Regions from separate parts of the Mus musculus genome. Here regions 1, 2, 3, 4, 5 and 6 are each linked to region 7. A link is a loop called in an ENCODE intact Hi-C map of the cell type or tissue named here. Cell type or tissue: heart. All regions are shown on one strand. Region 1 overlaps Inpp4a (inositol polyphosphate-4-phosphatase, type I). Region 2 overlaps Cnga3 (cyclic nucleotide gated channel alpha 3). Region 3 overlaps Cracdl (capping protein inhibiting regulator of actin like). Region 4 has its middle 24 kb from the start of Cnga3. Region 5 overlaps Inpp4a (inositol polyphosphate-4-phosphatase, type I). Region 6 overlaps Vwa3b (von Willebrand factor A domain containing 3B). Region 7 overlaps Zap70 (zeta-chain (TCR) associated protein kinase).

Region 1 (4,000 bases), 620 kb before region 7:
AGGAATCCCAGGCCAGCTAAATATTGCAGTCACAGGCACCAGAAGAACATGTTACAAGCACTGAAGACGCTACACAATTGAAATGAACGAGTCCTCTTGATGGAAGAATTTGGCAGGTATATACAATTCAGAAGAACAGAACATCAAACTGTAAGGCATGAGATATTTCTCGGCAGACCTTGCTTTGACACCTTCCTTCTGTCCAGTTTGGTACACGGTGGCTGGATATATTCGGGCACTTTTGTCTGCCTCATGACTAATTTTTCATAATGATATCTATTTGCAACGCAATTTGGTCACCAGGTACGCTATGCTCAGAAAGAGCCACACAATCAGTAGATTGGGGCTTAGAGCTAATAAAGGAATGGAACAGAGAAGGCTGGGGTCTAGCCTTAAGTCTCGGATGGGCACCAGGCCGCTCAAGTTCTTCTGGGTGACTACCTCCCGTGTTCCAATGCTGTGAAAAGGAAAAAGTTGGGAGAAAGGAAAAGAAAAGGGGAAAAGGAAAGAAAGAACAAGAAAGAAAGAAAAAGACACATGCGATGGGGTTTACCCCAAAAGTATGGGGAGAAAGGAGAACCAAAAGATAAGATTAAAAAAAAAAAATGGAATGAGCCACAACAGAAAGAAAAAGGAGATGCAGAGAAGTGTGGACAGAAGACCAAACAGAACCAGCACAGTCACAGGAAGAGAAGGGGAGAAGAGAAGTGAAGATAAGAAAAGAATCCTGCATCCACCAAAGTAAACACACGCAGGCTGAAGGATGGTTGTCCATGTTCACCCTCTCTCAGCTGGCCAAGCGCAGCTCCATGCCGCCCGCCTGCTGCCCACCCGCCATGCCCCACATGCTGCAGATGAGCATTTCTGAGTAGCAAGCTGAACATGAAGAACCATGGGGTTTGACCTTCTCACAGACGCCTGGGTGGCGTGGGGACAAAGCTGCCTTTTGAGCCACACAAAGAAAAGTAATTTACCTGGGTGTGAATCCAGGGCCAGGTCCTCCCACACCTGCCTCAATTCTCAGAGTGTCAGAGGGGTGACACAACCCTGTCCCCCACTTTGAAATGGACTGTTCTAGAAGATGATCCTTCAAATGGAGTTGACCAGATTTACAGTGGAAATTTGCAATCTTTCCTTCTTTTAGTGCTAAAGAAACAATGTCCTGGGGGCTGACTGTAGCTCAATGGTGAACTATGCTAAGTGGCACTAGGTCTTGGGCTCAAGTCCCAGTACCAAAAAAGGGAAAGCGGTTTTGAGGTTGGATGGTATCTGGAACCACATGACTGAGGAGCAACATCCCTCCCGCACAAACATCCACACTGACTCAGACCCCAGGGCATGGCCGACACGCTGAGAGAACAGTGTGCACACGAGTAGGCAGGGGCTCAAGACACCTTCTGCAGCTATGACAGCTAGGGAACACTGCAAGCCGCAAGCACTTACTGATGATCACGGTGTCTGCCGGGGCTGCTTGCCAGGCCACTGCGGCTGCCCAGGAGGGCCTACTGTTTGTGAATTTCAGTTCCTCACATGGGACAGAGGGCCACGTCTGTCTGTGCCATTATCCTCGGACTCAGCCAGGTGGGTGCTGGGCTTAGCCCACATGACTTACAGGAACTAAGTAGCTGAAGTTAGACCCAACGTCACGTTCCTATTCACTGGGGGCTTGAAATGGGCCCTGGTACAGAATTCTTGTTGCACATGTGGCAGCCACTACAGATCAATTATTACTGTTACTACTACTATGCTGTGGGGCGTGCGTGCGTGCGTGCGTGCGTGCGTGCTGGAGCATGAGTTTCTGCAGTGTCAGCTATGCTCCTGCCTCACGTTTACTACCGTATCTGATAAGGCACAAGTGAGACAGCAAGAGAAGCAAAATTTCCCCTCTACTCAGGCCACTGCAGGGATGCACTGCTATCTTTAGGGCTCTATGTGCTGCAGGGCCGGTCACCACTGTGGCCACAGTGCTTGCAGGTGACTAACAGACCTCCTCTCACCATGTGGGTAATCCAAAACAAAGGCACGTCTTGGTCAGCAGGGGGCAGTGTCAAGCACTGTTCCTGTGCTGAGATCAGCAGGACAGGCAGAGGCTTTGCCTTGTAGCTGCTGAAAATAAGCATTAAACTTAAGTGTGCCCACTGTAGAGATTTTAGATTCCAGAAAATTCTGTGGTTATAGACAAGGAGTGGGTTGAATAAGGAAAGAAGAGAGAGCATGAAATATGTTGATTTCCTAGGACGGTCATTCCTTCCTCACAACCTTGGGGTCCTTATTTTATAAATAGTAGAGCAAAACAGCCCTAACCTACCAGCCTTTGAGCAACAGTGACGACAAGCATGATGTTCCAGGACACTGAGCAGGTGCAGCTCACTAGCCTGGGTTCAAATCCCTAGAGATCTACAAAGACGTAACTAAAGACCACTGTGCCCGATGTGATGTCCCAGTCTAGCTCTGAAGGTCTCCTCTACCAAAGGGTCATGTCTTGAAGGCTTGGGCCCCAATGCAAGCAGTGCTCAAAGTGATCAAAGATGCTCACTTCTGAGAAGTGGCTGGCAAGGGCTCTGCCTTCATCAGGAAACTAACAGACTGCGAGATGGTAACCGTGGAAGACAGGACTGGGTAGAGGATGCAGGTCAGGAGAATATGTGTCTTTAAACGCTTTTAAATTGCATTTATATGCATGTGCCACGGGGGTGGGAGGGGCTGTGTGACTTGGAAGAGTTGGTTCTGTCTCTCCACCACATGGGGCCCAGTGGTCAAGCCTAGGTCCCCATCATGCTTGGTGACAAGCCCCTTTATCTACTGAGTCATCTCAACAGCCCTTAGATTTGTTTTGACAGGTTCATACATTTATATCATGAATTTTAGTCATTCTCACCCCAAGCCCCTCCCTCTTCATATAGGAACCCTTCTCCTCAAGGGTCCCTTCCTAAATATGTGGCCCACTGGGTTTAGTTAAGAGTTTCTTGCCAGAGTGTGGATGGAAGGTTATTTACTCGAGCGAGGGCAAAGTCGTGCTATTAAAAGGTGGGTCTAGCCCCAGGCCTGCATCGCTCCCTGGGTCCTGGTCTGTGTGAGCATCTGTTCTCGGCCATGCCCTTCTGCTGGGAATCTGCCTCACCACAGACAAGAAACAAACCAGCCAAACCTCGCAGACTGCGAGCGGAACCCTCTTCTCTTCTACTCCATTCTCAGGTATTCTGTCATCGCAGTAGAAAACTGAGCCACACACAAATATGCACTGAAGTGTGGTATTGTGAGTCTTGGATCATCAGACTCAGGAGGGATTTGGAAAAGTCTGGGGAAGCGACCTAAACGAGCCTTCGAACACCGTAAGTAGAGTCTAAAGGGCAATGAGAGCAGGCCAGAGGCCATCCATGTTATAATCTAACAAAGAGCTTCCCTATATTTTATCTATATTTTGTCCTTGCCCTGTGGACAGCTGTCATAGCAATTCCTTTTCCTTTTTAAGTTGTGGCAAGGGTGTTACTGGCTTCTTTTAGCCAATTAATGGTAAGAACTGGGAACAAAAAGCAGAAAAAAAAAAAAAAAAAAAAAAGGTCTCAAAACTTTCAAACATGCCCAGAATGAGGCACAGGTAAATCTGGGACAGGATGCTGTAGCCTCTAAAGAGACTAGAGCTCACTCCTGTGTGGATGTTGTGGGCCCCAGCTAGTGCACCCCACCGAGAGGAGACAGGAGCATGATGCCTTTGCTTTTATCAATAGATTAGCCCTATGACTGGGCTGTAAGTTATTGCATTACTACTGGGATACAGTTGGAGGTACCATTGAGATAGTGGCTCCTAGGGGTATGCGTTTGAAGGACACTGGTCCTGGCCTTTGCTGTATCACCTCAGGGCCCCCTGTCTGTTGGCCTCAGTAGCCGACATCTGTGGCTCACTAGAGCAGGTTTTCTCCACACTGCACAATTAATGGGGCACAGAGCAGCTGCCACCCTCAGAACCGGGATCACATTGGGCGCTGAGGCTAAAGGTTAT
Region 2 (4,000 bases), 470 kb before region 7:
GCCTGCCTGGATGCTACCATGGTCTCACCTTGAAGATAATGAACTGACCCTTTGAACCTGTAAGCCAGCCCCAATTAAATGCTGTCCTTTATAAGAATTGCCTTGGTCATGGTGTCTGTTCACAGCCATGGAAACCCTAAGACAAATACCATGGCCTAAAGCAATTTGGGAGAGGAAAGAGTTTATTTCAGTTTACACTTCCAGGTCAGGGCCACCAGCCTAGGGGATAGTCCTGCCCATAGTGGGCTGGATCAATCATTAGTCAAGACAATCCCTCACAGATGCTGCAATGGAGCTAACTGATCTAGGCAATCCCTCAGTTCAGACTCCCTCACATGACTCTGGGCTGTGTCCAGTCGACAGCTGAAGCTAATTAGGACATTGTCTGACAAACCAGAATAAAACAAACCAAGATAAGAGGACCCTTAAGGAGTTCTAAATAATAGTTAAATTTGTTTGGCGTACATTGCTATCAGAACACGTGATTTAAAAGATGAACCTCTTATCTTGCAGATCTATAAATTGAAAGTCAAGAATGGGTCTCACCATTTCCAACACAGAGTTGTGACCTCTTGGGAGGTTTTAGAGGAGCCATTTTTTCTCCACCCCACACCACTCCCTTGTTTGTAGTGATGGCGAATGTCCCTGTAGCTGCAGGCCTGCAGGTCCCATGGTTTCTTTGCTGGCTGTAATGCATAGTTATATGTAGCTTTACAGTGTTGTGGCAGGGCTGTGGAGCTGGCTGGCAGGGCATAAAGTGCTCACTGTACAAGCACAAGAACTAGAGTATGGATCCCTAGAACCCATGTAATGGCTGGGTAGACATGGCGGCTGTCTGTAATCCCAGCACCCAGGAGGGAGAACATGCGTGGGCAAGCTGGTTTTGAATTGGTGAGCTCTGGGTTCATCGAGAGTCTCTACTTCAAAAACTATAGTGAAGAGTGATGGAGGAAGACACTGGACTCAATTTCAGGTTTCCACATGCACAGATGTGTGCACCTACATGGATACAGACAGACATAGGCACATGCAAGAAAGAGGAGGAGGAAGAAAAAAAACGAAAAAAAAAAACCTGTCTACTCTTCCAATCCTTGGAACTGGTTGTCCTAGCTAGGTTTAACTGAACTGGACACATCCAGATTCATTTGAAGGAGTCTGAATTGGGTTATTCGGACCTGTTGTCACCTCTGTGGGAAACTGTCTTGATTAATGATTGGTGCGAGGGGAGCATCACAGATCACTGTGGGTGGCACCATCCCTATGCAAATGACCTGTGCTTATGAAGAAGAAGAAAAAGAAGAGGAGGAAGAGGGAGAGGAGGAAGAGGGAGAGGAAGAAGAGGAAGGGGAAGAAGAGGAAGGAGAAGGAAGAGGAAGAGGAAGAAGAGGAGGAGGAAGAGAAGGAAGAGGAAGAAGAGGAGGAGGAAGAGAAGGAAGAGGAGGAAGCAACAGCCACTGTAGCAGGAGCAACTGTGTCATTTCTTGGTTTTTGACACCATTTCCATCTACAGTGTGAGCTGTCATCACCAGCCTAACACTTCAAAGTTTTGTCGATAAATATGTTCTTTAAACCGTTTTAATTTTACTTAAGCCCGAGGATGCCTTCCTTCACGAAGGAGATTTTAGGTATGGAACTCTAACCTACTTTTGTAGGAGTCCCAGAAAGCTCCATTTAGCAAAGGACCTTTACCATACAGCCAAGCCTCAGCTGGTCACAGCAGGCAAATGTCGTCCTGTTAGCCATGACCATCTGACTCTCATAGGAGAAAGTGCCAAGCTTCAGCCAAATGAGTTGCTGTTGTATCTAATCCCTAGCCATTAGTGCTGCCCAGGCATTACAGGCTACAGTTCTGAGATCATATTTGGTTTTGGAGACACATGATTCTAGTATTGTGGATAAAATGGACTTAAGAAATATTAAAAATAATTTTATCTTTTGACAGTGGAACAAAGAATTATTCTATTTGCTAATCAAGCACAAAGACAAATCCTCCATCTTAATGAATGTCACCAGCAGAGGGCGCTGCCCACAAGCTTATTGGGCTCACTGGACATGGCAGTCTGGGCTTGCTTTGGTCGGGCTTTTGAGGGTATGTGTTACAGGTTTTGGCTTTTCAAACTCCTGCTACCCAACTTTTGAGGACCCAGCCCAGTGCTATCCAGCTGCACCCCTGAATCTACCCAGCACTGGCCCAAACATTATACAGACTTGCAAAATATGGCTGCTTTAAGCTAAGAGCAATTCGGTCCCAAAGGGAGAAGTTATTCCGTATTTGAGAACTAAATGAGAAATCTGGAAATAGGAAGCTAGCTACAAAGAAACGGCCCAGAGAGAATCGTCACCTATGCCCAAACATCCCCATCTGGTGGCAGTTTTCAGTTTCATCCTTTGGTCTGTGGCTTCCAGTGTGGGTCCATGAAACGGGCCCTGGGGCAGCCGGTACCAGTGCCCTCATCCTTGCCCACATCCTAGCCACAGGACATAGCATGAGGACTTCCACAAGCTGCTCATGGCTTCCAATCCCTAAGAGCCTTTCCCTGCCTGGAAGCCAGGGAGCAAGCACATCTCATGGTATCCACAGCTTTGTGGCCAAGTCATTTTTCTTTTTCTTTTTCTCCCCCTCTCCCCTCTCCCCTCTCCCCTCTCCATTCTCCCCTCTCCATTCTCCCCTCTCCTCTCCTCTCCTCTCCTCTCCTCTCCTCTCCTCTCCTCTCCTTTCCTTTCCTTTTTTCCCCCTTTTCGAGACAGGGTTTCTCTGTATAGCTCTGGCTGTCCTGGAACTCACTTTGTAGACCAGGCTGGCCTCAAACTCAGAAATCCGCCTGCCTCTGTCTCCTGAGTGCTGGGATTAAAGGCGTGCGCCACCACGCCCGGCTCATTTTGTTTTTCTTGATTGGTGGCATCTGAGTGGATGGCTTTGCTGTCATAGTTAACACAAACCGGGCACACCCTTCTTGCAAGGAGGGAATTAAAGTCAACATATGGGGAAGAAAATAAATACCAAGCTCTGGCCCTTTGTCAACTGCAAATCAAGCAGTTGGCCATTTCCTTCTGATGTGGATGGCTTCCCCTGACCTTCAGGAAGGAGCCCTGGCATCCCTAAGAGGCAGAAGCCACAGACCTAGTCACCCATGCATGCCTGTGGTCACTCATGGCCACGTCCACCCTCACTCACACAGTCCAGGACTCTTGTCCTGATACTCACTCGCCAAACTCATCTGCCAGCTCAGTGTCTGTGACAGAACATCGTCACAGCAGATCACCTTTTCGAGAGGCTGGTCACCAGGGGAAGGATATTTCCTCCTCAGGTGGCTCTGGTGGCTCCCTGGAGATTAGCTCAAGCTGGCCTTAAAACAAGGTCCTTTCCCTGGATCTCAGTTCTCAGGACCTTGAGGTTGTAGCATAGAAAATGCATCCTTGGGGCTGGAGAGATGGCTCAGTGGTTAAGGGCACTGACTGCTCTTCCAGAGGTCCTGAGTTCAATTCCCAGCAACCACATGGTGGCTCACATCCATCTGTAATGGGATCCGATGCCCTCTTGTGGTGTGTCTGAAGACAGCTACAGTGTACTCATATAAATGAAATAAATAAATCTTAAGAGAAGGAAGGAAGGAAGGAAGGAAGGAAGGAAGGAAGGAAGGAAGAAAGAAAGAAAGAAAGAAAGAAAGAAAGAAAGAAAGAAAGAAAGAAAGAAAGAAAGAAAGAAAGAAAGAAAATGCATCCTTATAGCGAAGGAAACCACCCCACTGGTCTGCTAGGGAACTCCAAATTTGTTCCCTTGAGTATGTAGTGAAAGAGGGTATTAAACCAGAAAGGATTTATTTCCTGAAACCCCTTGGCTTCCCAGATGATAGAAACAAAGAACAAAAAGTAATATGAGTTCCTCAGAGAAATTATACAGACTTGTGTGTCTCCCCTTGGCGATGGATTTATTAAACAATTCTGGAATGGTTTGCTGGTGTCTGGAGAAGATGGTAAGCAGGAAAAGAGAGAGGCAAAG
Region 3 (4,000 bases), 850 kb before region 7:
GCTTCAGGCCAGCTGGTACCCTCTCCTGGCCTCTGCAGGCTCCTCAAGTGTACAGACATATGTACCTAAATAAAAATCAATTAATTAAAGAGAGAAAGATACCCAATGATTCCTAAGAGGAGTAAAGGGAGTAATAGATCAATAAAAGGAATAAATCAATAAATAAATAAACCCAATGACTCCTAAGATGAATAAATTAAAAGGCAGCAGAAATACACTGGGAAAGATGTAGAAAGCCAAAGCCAAATTAAGAGTCTTAAGTCCAAGGAGGAGAGAGATCTACCTTCACAGGAGCAAGGAGAGTCATGGCTGATTCTTAACAGTACCACAAAGCTTCGAGCTATTTGAAAAATAACTACCAACTTGAAAGTCCAAACCTAAAGAGGACGTTTGTCAGGCCCAAAGGGGAAACAGAGGCGTTGTCAAAGACCTCTGCCTGCCTCTGATAGACTCCTTAAAAATTGTGAAGTAGATGGCCGGGCGTGGTGATGCACGCCTTTAATCCCAGCACTCAGGAGGCAGATGCAGGCAGATTTCTGAGTTCAAGGCCAGCCTGGTCTACAAAGTGAGTTCCAGAACAGTCAAGGGCCATACAGAGAAACCCTGCCTCGAAAAAACCAAAAAAAAAAAAAAAAAAAAAAATTGTGAAGTAGAAATTGACAACTAAAGAAAGGTCAATAAGACCTTCGTCTGTCTCTGTCTCTCTCTCAAATTATTAGGACAAATTTATTTATTTTAAAAATTAGTACAGATATAAAATATAAACTCAAAATGAAAATGGCAGAGCCCAAATTGCCAGCTCTAAAACAGAGAAGAAAATACCCTGTTTCCTGAGCATTATAGGAAGTTTATGGAATCAGTCAATACGTGAAACCATAAAGTAAGTCTCAACGGATTTGAATAGAACAAACTTCAGAGTGCCTTATCGCACTCCAATTAAATTAATGACGGAGAGGTAGAAGTTTGCCAAGTGTTTGGAAGCGAAGACATGCCTTTCCGTAGGTCACATAGATCTAAAAATGTATGATTGTGGACATCAGACAATACTTCAAACCAAAGAATAATGACAACACAAACTTTTATGATGTGTAGAACTTAACAGATCTAGAGGGAACTGTATTTCCTGAAATGTATGTATTAGCAAAGAAAGAGAAGGTTTTAAAAAAAAAGAACCTTTTTTAAAAACAAAATCGTAACTCTGGGCCTCGGGGTGTGGCTTAAGGGTAGAGCTCTCACCTGGCTTCCGGAGCCCTAGAAGAGCTAACTCTTCACAAGCCATCGGTGTAGCTGACCAAGGAAAAAGGAGGCACAAATAATTAACACGGGGCATGCACAAGGACATACCACCACAGGTGCTGTGGATGCTCGACACAGCAGTGCGTTTCCGTGGTAACTTTTGCCAGGAAATTTGAAGTGTTAAGATGCAGATAAATCCCTATGTGTGTGAGACAACAGAACAGACTGAAGAAGTAACATGGGTCGGTCCTGTAGCTGTTTAAGAGGCTGGGTCACAAAGTCTAGGAGGGGAAGATTAACTCTTGAGGTACGTGTGCATGCATGGATTTAGGTGTCTAGATCCATGCAGTGCCTGCAGTGGCCAGAAGAGGGTGCCAGGTCGAGAGAAGCTGGGTTTTTCCATTGGCATAGAAGCGCTCAGCTGTCACACTCTGCTCTGCTTAGCCACGCTCCCACCCCCTGAGCAGCACCCGGGTGTCAAGGCAGGAGGCCTGTTTACTTGTGAAGGTCTCCAGGGACACCTAATAATATGTTGACTACTTGAAGGCCAGGTGGTGTCCCTGTCAAACGCAAAGACTTCCCGAGAGACTTTCAGCACAAGCTCTGCGTGGAGAACCATCTGCACGCAAGATAAACATCCCTTGATTTACAAGGAAGTTTCCATCGGACATTGAGAAAACTGCCGTAGCAGGCTTGTCCCCTCTGGAGCAATGACATTTGCCTGGCTCTTGCTGGCAGAATCTCAGGTTATTCCCCACGTGAAGACAAGGTCATTTCAAGTTCCCGAGGGGACTTTAGCACAAAGACAATTAAAAGGACCCTCTCTTATATCTTAAATCAGTTCTATGTGGAACTTACTTAATAAAGCCGCCTTAGACAGTTTTAGCAAACGTCGGCTGTGTCACATGGCAGATCTGTGTGCTCGGGTTCTCTTCCCTTTTACCATCCGGTCTTACAGATACTCTGAGAAGGACAGAGCGTGGCTAGAGCTGTCCTGGGGCAGTCATGGGTTTCTGGCCTAAGAGGCCTTGTGGGCAGGAATGAAGGTGACATCGGAGGAGCACACTCTGACCTTACCACTGGAGCAACAGCCACAATTATTTGCTCATTCTTCTTACATACCCACCCCAGCACGCAATTTTAAAAATAAAATAAATCCTTAAAAAGTAACATATTAGGAAAAACAACTTGGATTATCACACAGCTTTCACCTCCTCTGACGTTATGTGTACGTTGTGTATGAAGTATTTACGATGCATATTGCAGAGATTCAAAGAACGTGGTACCTGGTGAGAGGAGGGTTGCTTGGATTTGGATTCTTGTTTGTGAGCAGAGTTCTTGGTTCATTTTCTAGTTGGAGAGATGGTTCAGAGGCTAAGAGCCCCGGCCACGCTTCCAAAGGACCCACATTCGAGTCCCAGCACTCACGTGGCAGCTTACACCCACCTTGTAGCTCCAGTTCCTGGGATCTGGTGCTCTCTCAGCATCTCTTTGGGGAGTGCATGCATGAAGTACACAAATAGACACACATCTATACACATGCATTTTTTAATTATTTTTTTAAAGATAGAAACCAATATTTGTTTCAGGGCTGCAGACCTTATATGTCGTGTCTGTAGTATTCTGAGCCCCTGGTTTCTGCTCACCTGCGTCCCTCGCACACCTGCACCGCTAATCTTTCTTCTTGTCATCTGAATAGGAAAGAAAAAGTCGAAATTTAAAACTTTTAAGAAGCTGTTTGGGAAGAAGAAGAGAAAGGAATCCCCCTCACCCACAGGAAACAGCGCCTGGAAGCAAAATCCGGCCAAGAGCGAGGTCATTGCCGTTGAGGAGTCGGGGCCCGTGTATGACTCTGAAGATGAGCTGGAGTAAGTTGCTCTCATGTGCGTCTGGCTTGTGAGCCTCAAGAGGAGGGGGACACCGGGCACAGGAGGTGTCCGGAGCTCTTATCTTCAGTGCCTTAGGATCTTGTCTGTTTCTGAGCTTCCTCCCCACCTGGGTGATGTGAGAGCCTTGGGAGTCTCTTAGTGCATGGTGTGTCTATTAGCTTTTCCAAGCACAGGGATGGAGAAAGGTGGGGGAAAGCTGGTTGTGTACTTGCTACCTGCTGGGTGTGGGAACCGTTTAAAAGGTCACGGTAATTGGGGCTGGAGAGATGGTTCAGTGGTTAAGGGCACTTGCAGAGAACTGTGATTTGCTTCCCAGCACCCACATGATGGCTGAACCATCTGTAACTCTAATTCTGAGCTCTCTGACGCCTCTGAGAGTCTACATGTATGACACATGTATGTACATGCAGGCAAATCACTCAAAAGCATAAAATAAAACTTTATAAACTCTTTTAAAAAAAAATAAGTTCACAGGCTGGAGAGATGGCTCAGCAGTTAAGAGCACTGACTGCTCTTCCAGAGGTCCTGAGTTCAATTCCCAGCAACCACATGGTGGCTCACAACCATCTGTAATGGGGTCCTATGCCCTCTTCTGGTGTGTCTGAAGATAGCGACAGTGTACTCATATACATAAAATAAATAAATCTAAAAAATATACAGAAAGAAGTTCACAGCTATGCCTGGGAAGATGGTTCTGTGTAGGTCTGTAATTCCAGAGCTCCTGAAACAACACGGGAGGCAGAAGCAGGCCTTGCTCCAGAAGCTCATGGACGAGCTGGCCTGGGGTTTGGGGAAGGGGTGCGAGCTGGCCTGGGGTTGGGGGTGGTGAAGCTTGCCTGGGGTTGGGGGGTGAGCTGAATAACAAAGGACCTGTC
Region 4 (4,000 bases), 410 kb before region 7:
TCCCACCAGGTTGAGAGCTGCTGATGAAGAGGAACCTGGATTTGCCTCTGGACCCTGCGATGAGACACTGTGCCAAGAAGCCACAGACACCTCGAATTTCCAACTCTAGCATCGAGGCCTGTCGGAACACCAACCAAGAAGGGAGTCGTGCAAGATATCTGAGGGCTTGTGAGAAAACTCTGAGAAATCAAGAGCTTGTGACCTCTGTCTCCTTCTCTTCTCGTCTCTTCTCTTCTCTTCTCTTCTCTTCTTTCTTTCTTTCTTTCTTTCTCTCTTTCTTTTTTTTTTTTTTTTTTTTTTAGGGTTTCTCTGTATAGCCCTGGCTGTCCTGGAACTCACTTTGTAGACCAGGCTGGCCTTGGACTCAGAAATCCACCTGCCTCTGCCTCCCGAGTGCTGGGATTAAAGAAGTGCGCCACCACACCCAGCTGACCTCTGTTTCTTAAAAAAACAAACAAACAAACAAACAAACAAACCCAGAATCACTCTTGGATTAAGCTCTCACGCCCCTCCCAGGTGTATGGTGTATTTGTGATTTACTTCAGATTGTTTATTACAGCTGGCTATTGTTTATTTATATGCCTTTGTGACTGTACTCTTCACTCAAGCGACTCTTCTTAACCCTCAGAGTGTAAATTGTCTGATGCTCTGAGTAAAGCCAGCTCTTGCATGAGACTTTTGTCTGGCTCACTAATCTCCCCTCTCCCCAGGTCCTCCTGCCTCCTGCCTGAGCGAGCAGGGCTGAGCATGGGAAGGAGGGGCTTCTGTGGGACGCGGCTAAGATCCTCTGAAATGTCTCATCCAGTTTTTCATTCCGGAGACCTAGGTGACATTTAAATGTGTCCCACTTATCTACAAGTGGACACAGCGCACACGTTTGATCTGATGTAGGACAAGGAATGACAGATCTTCAAGGAGATGGGGTGTTTTACATTCCCACTGAGCTCTCTGGGAAGTGCTGCTTGTGAAGTTTCCATCTCCATTTGAGTTCTGATTTCTCATCAAGAGGTGAGAATTGATTGTTTCTGCTTCTGCCAGTTTTCCCTTGTTCCACCCCTCCCACCCCTCAGTCTTTATTCCCCCCCCCCCACCTCCCTCAGTCTTTATCCTTCCTTTCTCCTCTCTCCCCCTCCCCTCCCCTCCTCCTCCCCTTCCCCTCCCCCTCCCTCCTCTCCCCTTCCCCTCCTTTTCTCCCCTCCTCCCTTCCCCCTCCCCCTCTCCCCTCTCCTCTCCCCCTCCCTGTTCCCCCTAACCCCAACACCACGGCTTCCATTTGCCCATAGGGATAAGAATATCTCCATCATCATTTTCCTTCCTCTGTGTCCTCACTACCTGGATGCTGCCTGGACCCTGGATTACTATTAACACAAAATTCATAGCAACTCTCTTGTCAAAGAAGGGGGCGAAGAACATGGGAAGCAGATCTAGACAGTTCTTCATTACTAACAGCATTAGATCTATTCCCATACATGAGTCCACTCATCAGACCTGTCCATTGAAAAAACTAAATGAAGGGAAACTTAGAATGAGGGCTGACTAGCTCAAGGTTAAGTGATACATTTAATTTGTACTCACTGATGACCACTTTTTGGAATCCAAATTTTACTCTACGTAGATAGATGCTCTGTATCCGTACCCTCCTGAGTTCTTTGAAAGTGATGTCACAGGATGGAGAGCCTGGTGGGTTTTTAATGAGTGAATCCCCCTTTATTAAAAAGAAGGCACAGAACTAGACCACAGGCTAGAGAGCCTAGAAATAGAGCAGGCTCAGGCTTGGAGGCCTTTGAACTCTCTTGGTACCTGGGAGGGAGGGAGGGCCAGGAGCGTAGGCCTGAGAGGGAAAATCCCATTCAGAGACTGGAGGTCCTCTCTAATCACCTGCTCAGGTCCTGGGTCTCCAGGAAGGACTTGCTAAAACCTCCCCAGAAGAGCTCCTGGTCCTTTCAGTACTCTGGCAAAAAGTAAATCAAGATTAGCACGTGAAAGGATCCAGTTTGCAGAAGACATGACATCATCTCATGAACAGTGTGTATGAGACAGTGTCCTAAACTACAAACTGGGGCAGCCGGTGTGCGTGTGTGTGTGTGTGTGTGTGTGTGTATGTGGGTGGTAATAAATGACCACACACATTTCTGGCTGCTTTATGGACTCATTCGTCAGGCCCTGAGCCCACACCTACTCCTGGACTGCTTTCCCATCTCATTTCCATTTCTGGATAGTTCTGTAGCTATCCTAAGAGCCAGGACTTTTTCCCATCTCCCCCTAGTGGCTGGGACTTAACCTCTGCTCTCTTTTTCTTTTAAACTCTAATAAAATTCCCCTGAGCATCTTAGTTATTCCAACTCTAGATTCTTTCATCAGCGAGGTTAAACACTCCAAAAGGGAACCTCAGTTTCCCCAGGAACAGGGGAATGAGAGCTCACATAGGGCAGAGGAAATGGTAGCTATAAGGAAAGGCAAGCCTCACCTCAGACTGACTGTGTGTCTTTGGAAGTGGGGCTTGCAAGTCCGTATAGTCAATAGGGCCATTTGGAGACAGATTAAAGCTGCAAGCCTCCACTGAAGGTGGTCCCTCAGTATAGTGGTTCCAGGACCCTTATGGATACAAAACTCTGCAGATGCTTAAGTCTCTTATAAGACATGATGTGATATTTGTACAGGATTCTGTGCCCATCCTCCTATAGGGAGATTTAAAATCTCTAGATGACACAATTCTTAATACAATGTGAGTGCTGTGTAAACAGGTGTTATTCTGTATTCTTCAGGGGAATCGACAATTACAAAGTCTGTGCATGTTAGTATAGATGCACTTTTCCTGGGTATTCTCTGAGACTGGTTAAATCTACAGATGTGGAACCTGTCTGCTCATGTAGATGCAGACTGCAATGATCACCTCCCATGGTTTCTAGATGCCTACGCAGGGAGTAGGGCTAATACAGATTCCCAGCAGCCGAGAATCATGTCCATACTTTCTGGAAGGACAGAAACATTCACAGAGGCATTGGGGACTGTGAATAAGTTTGTTAGATATTGCCTCCAAACGCTCCCAGGGAGAGGTTTAAGGCACTGCAGCATTTCCACAGGGACCGTGTGCAAGTCTCCACAATGGCAAAGCTACCTTCGAAACAATAATTAAAGCAGGATAGAAAAACAGAGACAATTATGGGGACATGGAAAGAAAAAAAAAGAGCCTTTCATTTTGGAGACTGGCTGAGGCCTCTTGCCAGCTGAGGACCAAGAATTCTTGTACGGATGATTCAGTGTTTAAGAGTACTTGCTGCTCTTTCAGAAGACCCTGGTTCGGTTCTTAGCACTCACATGGTGGCTCATAACCATATGTAACTCCAGGTCCAGGGGATCCAGCACCCTCTACTATCCTCCATAGGTACTAGGCACATATATGGTGCACAGAGACCCCTGCAAACAAAATGCCCATACACATAAACAAATCTTCAAAAAATGTTCAGGATCATTACCAACATTTTCTTCTTTCTTTTTTTTTTTCAATTTTTAATTTTTTTCACTTTTTTATTAGATATTTTCTTCATTTACATTTCAAATGCTATCCTGAAAGTCCCCTATACTCTCTCCCCTCCATGCTCCCCTACCCACCAACTCCCACTTCTTGGCCCTGGCATTCCCCTGTACTGGGGCATATAAAGTTTGCAAGATCAAGGGGTCTCTCTTCCCAATGATGGCCGAGTAGGCCATCTTTAGATACATATGCAGCTAGAGACATGAGCTCTGGAAGTACTGGTTAGTTTATATTGTTGTTCCACCTATAGGGTTGCAGACCCCTTCAGCTCCTTGGGTACTTTCTCTAGCTCCTCCAATGGGGGCCCTGTGATCCATCCAATAGTTGACTGTGAGCATCCACTTCTGTATTTGCCAGGCAATGGCATAGTCTCACACGAGACAGCTATATCGGGGTCCTTTCAGCAAAATCTTGCTGGCATATGCAATAGTGTCTGCGTTTGGTGGCTGATTATGGGATGGAATC
Region 5 (4,000 bases), 600 kb before region 7:
TCTGGCTAGCACTTGAACTCCCAAGAATGCGTGGAGGAACTTGCCCACACTGTGCAGCCGGCCTCAGCACACAGAACAGTCTGGGGTTGGAAATGATCTAACTGGATATGCAGGCACACTATATGTGGACAAGGGTTTTGTCTGTAATGGGAAAAAGGCCAGGCTTAAATTAGAATCTAAGACAGAAGGTCTTTAGCAAACCTGACACAGTGACAAAGAACACTGGACTAAGAAGTGGAAAATATGAGTTGCAGGCCTGGCTGCTGTGTGGTGGCAGACGCAGGCAAGGCCCTGACCCCTCAGCCACACGGGACCTTATTGGGAAAATCAGAGAGAAAACCAGACAGATGCCCAGACCACACTCTCCCTCTGGACTCCTCGGGCACCAAGTGTCCTGCTTCTTTAAAGAGCTCTAAGGACAGATTCTGCCAGAAATGGGCAATGAAAACCAGGGGGTATAGCACGTTATTGGGAAAGGTAAAGTCAGTGAGTCTGCTTCATGGCTGGGTATGGTAATGTATGCCTGTAACTCCAGGAGGACCTAGGCAGCTGAGGCAGAAGGATAACAAGTTCAAGGTTAGCCTGGGCTACATACATCTCCAACCTCAAAAAATAAAAGCAACCTAGCACCATCCCCTGTCCTCCAAAGACTGCTCTTCAGTAAGCACTGGAGTGCTCAGGTCAAATGCAGCTGTCTTTACTTTGCTCTTCCATTCATCACCTTTACACAAGTATAGGATAACCATGGTTATTTTAACCTAAAAATAAGCAGCGTAGACAAGTTGTTTTGTTCAACCAAGCCAAGACTCCTCGCACAACTTTTTAACTTTAACTACTCTTTTCCAAAATATGAAATTCATCGCTGGGCGTGGTGGCGCATGCCTTTAATCCCAGCACTTGGGAGGCAGAGGCAGGCAGATTTCTGAGTTCAAGGCCAGCCTGGTCTACAGAGTGAGTTCCAGAACATCCAGGGCAACACAGAGAAACCCTGTCTCAAAAAAAAAAAAAAACCAAAAAACAAAACAAAACAAAAAAAACCAACAAACAAACAAACAAAAAACGAAATTCATATAACAATGAATTATATGCTAAACTAGAAAAAGAAGAGTCTAGAAGAAATGGCTAAAAGGCACTCAGTACTTGTCTTGGAAAATGGGTGGTTTGATCCTTGCGAGGGTGATCTGACATCTTCCCAGGTAGTCTCAGGCAAGGCTAGATGGCCAGAGTCCAGTAAAGGCACCAACCACCATTGCCAGCATTTCTCAAACCTTCCTGTCTTCTCCACACAAAGAGGACATGGGTGTGGAGGCTGAGAGCCATCCCAAGACACAAACAGAATGGACATCTGTGTACACCTGCCTGACTCTCAGAGCCGTTATCTTTAGTAGTCAGCCTGCTTCTACTGAGGAGGCAGCAGGAGATGGGGGTACTACGTGTTTTACATATGAGTAGTAACACAAGTTAAAACAATTCCAAGCCAAACTGATTTCAATGGTAGCACATGGTATCTACCTAGAGCTGGCTGGGATATTGGAGTTGGTGAAGGGTTTTCAATGTGTTACCTCAAAAGGAAAGACAGTGATGACTAGTACTTTTATATTGTTTTATTATTGTTGAATCAGGTCAGCTAAGCAATGTCCAACGTGCTGCAGCTGTCCCGCTTCTGCAGCAAACTCCTCAGCTACCTGCTACCTAGTGACAGCTGCTGCCTGACAGCCCATGGCCCACACTACTTTAGGTAGCAGCTTCAAGTGCTCTTTCCACCTACAGGCTGCTTTAAAAAAAAAAAATTAACCCATTAGTATGAACAAGGAATGAGAGACAGAGTATGTGTCTGTATGTTTGTCTATATGCTTGTGTAGTATATGCATCTATGTCCTCACATGTAGGTGTGAGCATCCATTTGTGCACAGGTAGAAATCAGAAGTTGATGTTCATCATCCTCTCTATTACCCCCAGCCCCTTACTCTCTCCGTGAGCCTGATGCACACTAACTGCCTGACCTTCTGACCTTCCTCCCCAGTGCTGGGCTTAGAGACATGCTCTGCCACTCCTGGCTTTTTACTCAGATCCTCTTGAGTGCACAGTGAGCACTTTACTCCTATCAAAGAATCAATGTCTCCAGCCTCTGGACTGTGTGTGTTTAATACAGATGAAATATGCAGTACAGGACTGCTGGCAGGGAACCATTTCTAACATCAATTGTGGAAAAGCTGCCAGTGCTTCCCAAGAGGATAAGAGTTCCACAAACCAGGCATCTTCTGAGTGCTGACAGAAACCAGAGTGGAGAAAAAGCCTGAACTCCCACCACAGGCTCACTACTGGCCGTGGGCCCCAGACTACCACATCACTGAGGCTCTGTGAAACCCACTATCTGAAGGCTCTGGCTGAGTCAGACACCAGGCAAGTCAAGAGCAGGGTTAGCTTTGCATCCACTAAGGCTGAGTGACCCCAAAGCTCCTCCATGACCCCGGGATCTAAGACCCACTCAAGGTGGCTACACTGATGTTTGGAGAACAAGGACTACGAAGCAAACGGGGAGGAAGGATGAGCTGGTTGGACACTGGCTTGGTGCACACCATGCCAGTGGGCAGAAATGGCTCTCTGTAAATCCTGTGCCCATCACTTGCTGTGCTCTAGATGTAACACAGCTGTCTTTCCATCTTATACCTACTCAGAAACATGCAGTCTTTGGTATGATCATATAGCTGATTTTTAAGTAAAAATGTGTTTGGGGAGAAAGGCGCATGCACACTGTGAGAAAACCACAAGCTGTATATAGGAAGCCTGTCAGGAACTAGATCAGGGCTTGGTGCATCTACCGTAGTCTTTATAGAACAGGAGAACCAAAAAGTCTCCGCAGCACTAACTGAAAACAGGTGATAGACAATAAATATAATGTTATAATGCAGGCTATGGCCAGGATTTAGCTCAAGAATGAAGTTCGCAAACCCCTGAGGTAGAATCAGGGGCCTTAAGTTCTCCAGGGAAATGTAGCAGAAAGATTTCATTTTCAACAATAATCCCAACTAAGACCCAACCCAATGTCTGATAAGAGTTCTAAAGCTGTGTCGCATTCAGAAGCTGCCATAGGAAGCTGCACCACCACATTCCCAGTGGACACGAATCATCCAATTGTGCTTTCAAGAGCTTCGTGCAAAAGTTCAATGAGTGTACAAGGAATATCTACAAACACGGAGCTTTCTAAATCAGATCGCCCACCACAGGGAGCCCAGTGCACTCAGAAATAAACCAAGTACATAGGTTTCAGGGCGCAGAGGAAAAGCACAGCGTGCCTGGTGGCCATTTCAGGCATAGTCCCCAGTCCCACCTCAAACAAAGGAAGTGCTGAAATAGTCTCCTAACTACAGGAACACACAACAACCTCTGATAATTGAGCTACAAGCACTACCTGAGCATTTAAAAGACAGCAGCAGGAACCTTGAACGCAAAGCACGTACCTGGACTGGACTCTTCAGGAGGGGGGCTGCAATCTGCACAGAAATGGAGGGCAACAGGGATGATTAAGGAGCAGCACACAGTTCAAACATGAGCAGCTCAGTCTCAGAGCTACTGCATTAGCAGCTTGCAGCAAGGTGGTTCAGCACATGGAGAAGAGGCCCCGGGGCTCAGGCCTCTTACCCAGTTTCCCAAGGGCATTCCTGCTGCTGGGAGCAACTGAGCCCTCTCAGTAGTGAACAAGTTATTCACCAGAGTCAATATCCATGTTGCTAAAACTTCAACATAAAATGATCTTCAAGATGATTGAGCCAACACACACAATGTCACAGATGCCACGCTGACAACACACAATGCCAGATGCCACACTGATGATGATGCAGAAATGGAGCCCCATGCTAGCTTACAACATCAATGAGAGAAACTAACCAACCTAGCATGCATTGCCAACTGTGGAGCCCACTGCCCTGACTGACTGAGGAACCCAGAGCTCAGGATCTACTGCTGAGCTCTAAACTGGTAAGGCCCAACGATTCAAACC
Region 6 (4,000 bases), 350 kb before region 7:
ATACAGCACAGATGGTGGCTGAGTCTCTGCCATTTTAACACCTGCATGATAGTGTCTACTTGTGGTTTTAACGTGGGTTTCATGTTGCTAATCACAGTGAGCATCCTTTCATGTTATTACCAAGCACATATTCTTTTGTTAATGTCTTGTTTTCCCCTAAAACATGGCTTTGCTATATATCCCAGGTTAGCCTTGAACTCATGCCATGGTCCTCCTGGCTCTGAATCTTCCTTGGTGGGATTCTGATAAAATGTCTGCTTAAAAATTTTGCCCACATTTTGGGTTTCCTCATTATTGGGTTTTGAGGATGTTTTAATATTCGGGGTGTAAGCCATTTAGTAGACACAAAATTTGAAAACATTTCCCTCCTGTTCCACAGGGTTTCTTCTCAGGATTGCAGCAGTCTTCTCAGCGAGGAAGCTTTGAATATTGATTTATTCCAAATGACCAATTTATTAGTCTATGGATTATAATTTTTATAACCTATCTAAAACTATTTTTTTCAGGTAGGCATTGTGGCGTATGTTTGCAACCTTAGCCTCCAGGAGACCAAGGTAAGAGAACCAAGAGTTTGGGGTCAGCCTGGGCTACACAGGGAGACCCTGTCTTCCAACTTGTTCTTCAGAAAAGGTATTTCGGTAATTGTAAATCCTTTGCCTTTCCATAGGGTCAGTTTGCTGATGGGTGTGCATGAGTGTGCATGTGTGTGCATGTGTGTGCATGTGTGTGCATGTGTGTGCATGTGTATGCATATGATTGTGCAGATGCAGGCACACAGAGCTCAGGGTGGGACATTGATTTCGGGTGTCTTCTACCCTTTCTATATTCTGTCTTGAACACAGGTTCTCGGTGAATCAGAGACTTCGAATCTCAGTTATGTTGATGGCAGCAAAGGCACAGGATCTACACGTCTCTGTCCCATAATGCCAGAGCTGCAGGCACCTGCAGCCATGCCTGGCTTTTTACATTAGTGCTGGGATTCAAACTTGGGTCCTCATAGAACATGGACTCTGACCTACTGACCCATCATCCAGTCTGTTAATGCTCATTAAAATCCTGCTGGGATTTTTGACTGGGATTGTACTGGGTTGACAGATCCACTGGAGAGAATGTACAGCCTAATGCTGCTAAGTGTTCTAGCACACTCAGAACACACCTCTCAGCTGGGCTTCTTCCTGGTCCATGTGAAGGTCTTTCACATATTCTGATACAGTTTTTATTATCATTATCATCATCATCATCATTATTATTATTACTTATACAGTTATTATTTCTATTATCACTATTATTGTTATTTTTTGCTGCTATTTTCAGTGAGGTCTATTTAATTGTCTACTCTTTGCTATTAGGAAGAAACAAAGTTGGGTTTTGTACATTTCCTTTTATGACTTATACTCTGGCTAGAAGTAAATGATTGGGTAGAGTGATCAGATTTTCTACCTAGATGACGAAGCTGAATGAAGATAACGATAGACTTCCTCTCACCCTGTGCCCTCCGTTCCTTGTGCTTCTGATGCACTAACTGGGACCTTGGGAAGATGGGCCAGAGCAGCGGGGGTAACATCCTTGCAGCTTGTCTGATGTTGGAGGATTTGATTGTTACAAAAATGTGTTATTACTGAACCTGGTAAAAAAGTTTGTCATGATGTATAAACCGAGATGGTTATTAACTACGAGTGTTTTACCGGCTTGTGTGTCTGTGTACAACATGAGGCCAGAAGAGTGCGTGTGATCCCCTGAAACTGGAGCTAGTTGGTTGTCAGTTGACACGAGAGTGCTGGGAACTGAACTTGGGTCCTCTGGAAGAGGAGCAAGCACCCTTAATCACTGAGCCTTCCCCGTAGCCTTAACTTCTATTTTGTCTGTAATAAGCCGAGGTATTTGTTGGCAGTTAACCTCGTGACCCAGTAGATGGCCCCATACACATTCACACAGGGTCAGCACTGATTGGACTCCGGAAGCTATTTGTCATCAGGGAGGTGGGTTGGTAGGGCCTGGAAGAGTTCAAAGGAAATAATAGAGGATGTGTACATGCGTGAAATTGTCAAAGAATAAATAAAAATAACAATAGTGGATGGGAGAGAGGGCTCAGCACTTAAGAGCACTGGCTGCTCTTCCAAAGGAACAATCGTCTGTGATCCGGTTCCAAGGGATCCGGTGCCCTCTTCTGTCCTCCAAGAGTACCAGGCATGCATGTGGTCCACAGACACACATGCAGGCAAAATGTTCATACACATAAAATAAACGATAGAACAAAAAAACATTAAAAATAAGTGTACCGATATAGTGCGTTATGTGTTGACTTTCAAATGTTAAACTAGCGTTGTGTGCATCTCTGCACTAAATCCAACATGGCCAGGGTGTGTCACATGTTTTATATACTTGTTTTGGTTTGTTAAATTTGGTTTTCAACTTTTGCATATTTGTAGCTGAGGAATATCAGCCATCTTAGAGGCTTACAGGACGATGGGGAAGTACTCCCTCTTCTCTGAGTTTTACAAGAACCTATCCACCAAGATCATCTTTCTCCCCATCTCAGAGGCCACACCCAGGTCCTTGCACTTGAACTGATATTAATTACTCCTCTCTACAGTTCAGCAGTGAAGCCATGTGGGGCGGGGTCACCTTGAGGGAAACCATTTAACTGTGAACTCCATTGCTTTGATAGATGCAGAGCTCCCTATACTTTATATGAATCCAAGCTTTCATTCTCTGAAATGCATGCCCGCTACACCAAGGACCAGGTCTTACAGCAATTAAACATTGGCTTTGATGGAAACCACCGGACTGCTTTCCAATGTGGCTTGTATTTTATCCTCCAGCCAACAATGTGTTAGTGACCCTGTTTCTCCCCAACCTGCCAGCATGTAGTTTTCTCCGCCATTCTGACAGACATGGAGTGACATGTGCTGTAGCTTAGGTAGTATTCCTCTAAGGCTGGTAGCATCTGGCCTTCTGGGCTGTGCTGGTGGCATCTGGCCTCTTGGCCTGTGCTGGTGGGATCCAGCCTCCTGGGCTGTGCTGGTGGCATCTGGCCTTCTAGCCTGTGCTGGTGGGATCTGGCCTCCTGGCCTGTGCTGGTGGGATCTGGCCTCCTGGCCTGTGTTGGTGGGATCTGGCCTCCTGGCCTGTGCTGGTGGGATCTGGCCTCCTGGCCTGTGCTGGTGGGATCTGGCCTCCTGGCCTGTGCTGGTGGCATCTGGCCTCCTGGCCTGGCTTCTTTCCCACTTCTGTTGGGCCTCCTCAGTGGAATGTCTGATGTGTTTCCCAGGTTTTCTAGATGGACACTTTTTGTTTGTTTTTATAGCCCTGGGGTTTGAACCCTGGGTACTCTACATGCTAGGCCACTACTCTACCACCAACTTATATATCCCAGCCCCACTTTAAGTTTATGACAGGGTCTCATTAAAGTTCCCAGGCTAGCTATTCTAGTTTACTTTCTGTTACTGTGATAATACATTAGAAAGTACATAATATAAAATAAGCCAGGGTTTATTTCATTGTATTTCATCCTCTGAGTAGCTGACAGGGAAACAAATATTATATAATTTGTTATAATTTATATATTGGAGCCTGTGATTTACTTTGCGCATGCGTGCTCTCTGTGTGTGAAGATCAGCACTTAGACTGGGGTTTTGCCTGAGGACTGTCAGTTGTTCCAATTATTTGTTGAAAAGGTGGTCTTTCCCTCTTGGAATTGTTTTGAACCTCTGTCTAAAAGTCGGCAGGTTTGCTGTGCATGGGAACTCCTGCAACTGTTCCAACAGGGTCTGCAGCTCTTTCCCCACCAGGTTGTTGTCATTAGTATAGGGTGATCTCAGAGCACAGTCCCCTGAGGTCCTTTTGTCTGGTTCGGTTCTCAGAGGGTAGTCTCCTCAGACCAAGAGTTGTTCATATCTCTGATTTGTCCTGATAACAGTTCTAGGTCTCTACATACAAGAAGGAGAATGACGGCCGGGCAGTGGTGGCGCATGCCTTTAATCCCAGCACTTGGGAGGCA
Region 7 (4,000 bases):
TCACAACCACCTTTAACTTCAGCTCCAGGGGCTCTAGCGCCCTCGTCTGGCCTCCCTGGGCACTGCATTCAAGTGCGCAAATCCACACTGACATGCATATACAACATCAAAAATAGACGCGTTTCTCATGTGTGTGGTACATGTGTGGTATATGCATGTTCATGTGTGTGTGCTTGTGGAGACCCAGTGGAGGAGGAGATGCCAGAAGCTCACATGGTGAGACATGTCACCACCCAGCCCTACACCCCCCACAAATCAGCCACCAGAGTCCTGAGCCGTGGGGCCTGCAGATCGCCCACCGTATCTATTCATCAGCTGGCTCCACCCAGTTCAGACTCTCAGCTTAACAGGTGCTACAGACATAAGTCCCCAGTTTCCCCCAGAGCCCAAGTCCAAAATAGCTGTCCCTAAAGCCATGCCACCTCCAAACCCACTTGGTCTGAGGCCCTGTCCCATCCCTATAGGCTGTGGGATCCCAACAGTGAGCCTAATGGGCAGTGCAGACTGGGGACCCACTCGGGAGGCTGAGGCAGACAGCGCATGAGTTGAAGGCCAGCTTGAGCCAGAAACTGAGCAAGCTGGGGGAGAGCTTACCTAGTACGTGCAAAACTTGGGGTTCATTCCCCTGCACCCCATAAAACTAAGAATGCTGGCCCCTGCCTGTAATCCCACCACAGGAAGTGGAGGCCAAGAGGAACAGAAGTTCAAGGTCGCCTCTAGCTACACAGACTTTTAGGCTATCCCGGACTTCAGGAGACCCCGGCTCAAAAACAAATAAACGAAAACGGGGGCGGGGGAGGGGGCTGGGGAGCAGGCGGAGTAAGTTCTGTTCCCAGCACTTGAAAGGTGGCCAACGACCATCCATACCCCTAGCTCCAGGGGACCTGACACCCTCTTCTGACCTCTATAGTCACAAGCACGCATGGGATGCACCGACGTACGTGCAGGCAAAACATTTACAGGTGCAAAAATAAAGCCACGAAACTGAATGGTGACTGAGTCACGCAGTCGTTTCTTCTCCGGACATGTAAAGGCTGCGAGTACAAGGCAGGAGCCATCAGCTACAGAATGTCGTGGTCTTGCTGGATCAGGGGCGACATCCACAGGCAAAGCAGAACCTGTGGTTAAGAGAAGTCTGTGAGACCGAGGGACGGGGCTGCAGGAGCAGATGATACTGGAAAGGAACAAAGAAAGATGTCCCTCCGTACAGCCTCGTGGGGCGGCGGTGGGCTCAGTCCTTACTCTGAACCATTCTTCTGCGCTTTTCCTAGGCTGCTGCTGCCCCTCCCCCTCCTCCTGGCTGCTGGTGGCAGAGAAAATGGGAGGGTTTCTCTCTAAAGCCAGGTTCAAGCGTCAGGGCTTTAAGCGTCCTTGTAGTTCCCGGTACCTTTGAGATCTTCCCACTGGTTTTTCTACATTTACTTTCCCTTTTCAGTCGACGCGCCCATAGAGAAACTGAGGCACGGGAGGGCTAAACAACCTGCCCCCGGGGCAACTGGGGCTAAATCTATAAACAGCAAAAAAGCGTGCCACACTAAAGCAGAGGGCTACGCTAAAATACAAAGGCGCAAGAGCCTGGATGTATTCTGCGAGAGGGTGCGGAGCCCGGGTCCCAGAGGCTGGCAAGAAGCATCCTGCAAACCGGCCTGGAGTGAACCCTCTGCAGGCGGCGGAACTGACGGCTGAAGATCAGAGGCGAGTCTGGATTCTGTTCCCTAGCCAGAAGCTGCCAGAATAAGGACAGGTGAGCGCCCTGTGCCAGGAACTGAGCCCACCTTTGCTTTTACTGTGGCGCCACCTTGTGGCATTGTTTTAGAACTACAACCTCTTCAGAGGATTCCGTCATTGCCAAGCCTTTCCCAGTGTACTAGATACCCACGTGGATGTTTTAATACCAAACCAATTAGTGATGCAGACGATAAAATAAATAAAAACAAAAACGTATTTATTTTCTTAAACGTTTGTGCAATAATATGTGTCATTGGGCTGGAGAGATGGCTCAGCGGGTAAGAGCACTGACTGCTCTTCCAGAGGTCCTGAGTTCAATTCCCAGCAACCACATGGTGGCTCACAACTGTCTGTAATGGGCTCTGATGCCACTTCTGGTCTGAAGACAGCGACAGTGTACTCACATGCATTAAACTAATTAATTAATTAAAATATATAATTATCCAATAACAAGTGAATTTTAATGCAACTGAAATATTTGCAAAAGAAACCATTTCCAGCAGCCACAAAATCCTACCACTGAGGAAATTTCTTTCTTGATCAACTTATTAGTTTTAAAGAGATTAAAGACTGTTTAAGTTTTAATATTGTCTATGAATTAGTAATACAGCTTACATATGCAGTAGTAACGTCACCTTCTAATGAAAAACGCATATCTCCCTATTCTCAAGGCACTGCTAAGGGGTTTTCGCTTGGTTTTGTTCTGGTTTTTTGAGTTTTTTTTTGTTTTGTTTTGTTTGTTTTTTGCCTGTTTGGAGTGTGTGCTGTTGATATAGGATCTCATTATGGAACCCAGGCTCGCCTGCAACTTATAACCTCCTCATCTCAGCCCCGTCAGTAAATCTTCAACACAAAATGAGGCAGAGTAGGGAAGTACTCAGCACTCAAGGGTGCTTACTGCCTTTCTAGAGGAACCAAGTTCGATTCCCAGCACCTGTGTCAGACATCACAATCCCAGGAAATTCCAGCTCCTTTGGCCTTCCCAGACACCTGAAAGCATGTACAATTCACTCCTGAGACGCAGACAGACAGACAGACAGGCAGGCAGGCAGGCAGGCAGACAGGCGCACCGTCACGCACGCACGCACCTAGGAGTACAGAATGAAAACTAATAGTTAAACCAAATTAAGCTCTGTACTGGATCTAACGTTATTGTCTCAGCATTGTCCTGCTGACCCTATGTGCGTGTGTCAAGGCTCCGGGGCTCCTCGCTGCCCTCAACCCCATTTAACAATTCTCCTGTGACCCTCACAAAACTTCCAGAACCTTCCCAGAGCATCTGGCTTTCCACCACAAATAACAACAAACTTTACTTCCCCAGAATTCCCAGCAAATCTCACCTCTCATTGGCTCTAAGTGTGATATGCCCCCCCACCCCCGCACCCTGCCATCCCCAAGTCACTCTGGCCAAGGGAAGGAGGCACTGATTTGCTGCTGAGGGAGGAGCCAATCTCGCTGAGGGCACAGGTGGCAGGCACAGTCGAACCATTAGAATCCTGACTCCATCTCACCTCACCTGTTGGGGTATGCCCTCCATTATTTCTTGGGTAGGGAAACTGAGGCAGTAAGACTTGGGGAGTTCTGAGTGGGACTCTACCTGAACTGACCCTGGGGATATGGACTAGCTGTGACTGTGGGGGCGGGCCGGGGCAGGTGTGGGGCAGACACTGGCAACAACCCAGTCAGGACAAGTATAAGAACTGGGTGTGAGGACCCCCTAAAGAGGCCAGAAAACCTGTTTCAGCTGGCTGGGGAGGGGAGCAGGTAGTCTGTAAAAGCCTCTCCAGGTGATTGATCCTGGTGTGTAGCTGTTACAAAAGAGCCCATGGTGTCCAATCTGGGATGCTGAGGCCCCTGACATACACAGCCCTTAGCACTCAAACCCACCCTGGCCTCCATTTCCCAGTTTGCCCTGACACCTCGTTCCCCTGATGATAACCCTTCCACAGCCTTATCTTCCATGGGGCCCCATGGGGCTGGACCTACTGACAAGATTGCTACGTTTTTTTCTTACTGGTTCCACTCAATTGCCCAGCCCTTCCCAGGCTCCTGGCCCTGGTCGAGGGAAGATGAGAATACTCAGCCAAGAGAAGTGGAGTTTATTCTGATGCTGACAGTGACCCCTGGAGGACTCTGGGCTCCCACTCAGAAACAGCGGAAGTAGACTTTGGGAGCACACATCCTCTCAGCCCACTGGTGATGTTTACCAATATCCCATCAGCCCCAGCCCATGGGGCGGGGCGAATCACATGGGACAGTCGATAGGGCTCCT

The links. A loop is a pair of places that touch in the nucleus more often than their neighbours do. Peaks named below come from ENCODE experiments on the same cell type or tissue, not always from the same donor. Only the 100,000 strongest peaks of a DNase experiment are listed, where the experiment ranks them.
Region 1: a loop joins it to region 7, with 2.8 times the contacts of the local background. A loop is called at or near these places in 4 of 42 quality-filtered maps.
Region 2: a loop joins it to region 7, with 9 times the contacts of the local background. A loop is called at or near these places in 35 of 42 quality-filtered maps.
Region 3: a loop joins it to region 7, with 2.1 times the contacts of the local background. A loop is called at or near these places in 7 of 42 quality-filtered maps.
Region 4: it touches region 7 in a loop (3-fold over the local background); 5 of 42 quality-filtered maps call a loop at or near these places.
Region 5: it touches region 7 in a loop (2.1-fold over the local background); 2 of 42 quality-filtered maps call a loop at or near these places.
Region 6: it touches region 7 in a loop (5-fold over the local background); 7 of 42 quality-filtered maps call a loop at or near these places.

What each region holds. Positions count from the first base shown.
Region 1 is chr1:37,399,906-37,403,905 of GRCm38, reverse strand. The region is part of intron 25 of Inpp4a (inositol polyphosphate-4-phosphatase, type I); the gene reads right to left. Among named protein-coding and RNA genes, the nearest start is that of Coa5, 28 kb to the left of the region's middle. In heart, a CTCF peak has its summit at 2,031 (motif pointing right); a DNase peak (open chromatin) is centred at 1,992; H3K27ac peaks cover 646 bases.
Region 2 is chr1:37,248,883-37,252,882 of GRCm38, reverse strand. The region is part of intron 3 of Cnga3 (cyclic nucleotide gated channel alpha 3); the gene reads right to left. Among named protein-coding and RNA genes, the nearest start is that of Cnga3, 32 kb to the right of the region's middle. In heart, CTCF peaks have their summits at 1,811 and 2,011 (motif pointing right); no DNase peak of the experiment used is centred here; H3K27me3 peaks cover 241 bases.
Region 3 is chr1:37,636,965-37,640,964 of GRCm38, reverse strand. It overlaps Cracdl (capping protein inhibiting regulator of actin like), which reads left to right. Exons shown (of 10, transcript NM_028096.1): 3 at 2,936-3,104. Among named protein-coding and RNA genes, the nearest start is that of 4930470B04Rik, 15 kb to the left of the region's middle. In heart, a CTCF peak has its summit at 1,575 (motif pointing right); a DNase peak (open chromatin) is centred at 1,644; H3K4me3 peaks cover 241 bases.
Region 4 is chr1:37,193,016-37,197,015 of GRCm38, reverse strand. No RefSeq gene overlaps it. Among named protein-coding and RNA genes, the nearest start is that of Cnga3, 24 kb to the left of the region's middle. In heart, a CTCF peak has its summit at 2,275 (motif pointing left); no DNase peak of the experiment used is centred here.
Region 5 is chr1:37,382,833-37,386,832 of GRCm38, reverse strand. It overlaps Inpp4a (inositol polyphosphate-4-phosphatase, type I), which reads right to left. Exons shown (of 26, transcript NM_030266.4): 18 at 3,462-3,494. Among named protein-coding and RNA genes, the nearest start is that of Coa5, 45 kb to the left of the region's middle. In heart, no CTCF peak of the experiment used is centred here; no DNase peak of the experiment used is centred here; H3K27ac peaks cover 1,192 bases.
Region 6 is chr1:37,130,555-37,134,554 of GRCm38, reverse strand. The region is part of intron 14 of Vwa3b (von Willebrand factor A domain containing 3B); the gene reads right to left. Gm37020 (a long non-coding RNA gene) reads left to right here. Exons shown (of 4, transcript XR_865351.2): 3 at 507-630; 4 at 843-2,282. Among named protein-coding and RNA genes, the nearest start is that of Gm37020, 18 kb to the left of the region's middle. In heart, a CTCF peak has its summit at 1,910 (motif pointing right); no DNase peak of the experiment used is centred here.
Region 7 is chr1:36,782,629-36,786,628 of GRCm38, reverse strand. Zap70 (zeta-chain (TCR) associated protein kinase) reads right to left here. Exons shown (of 13, transcript NM_009539.3): 13 at 3,809-4,000. Among named protein-coding and RNA genes, the nearest start is that of Zap70, 23 kb to the right of the region's middle. In heart, CTCF peaks have their summits at 65 (motif pointing left), 1,807 (motif pointing left) and 3,875 (motif pointing left); a DNase peak (open chromatin) is centred at 1,768; H3K4me3 peaks cover 1,094 bases; H3K27ac peaks cover 1,009 bases; H3K27me3 peaks cover 670 bases.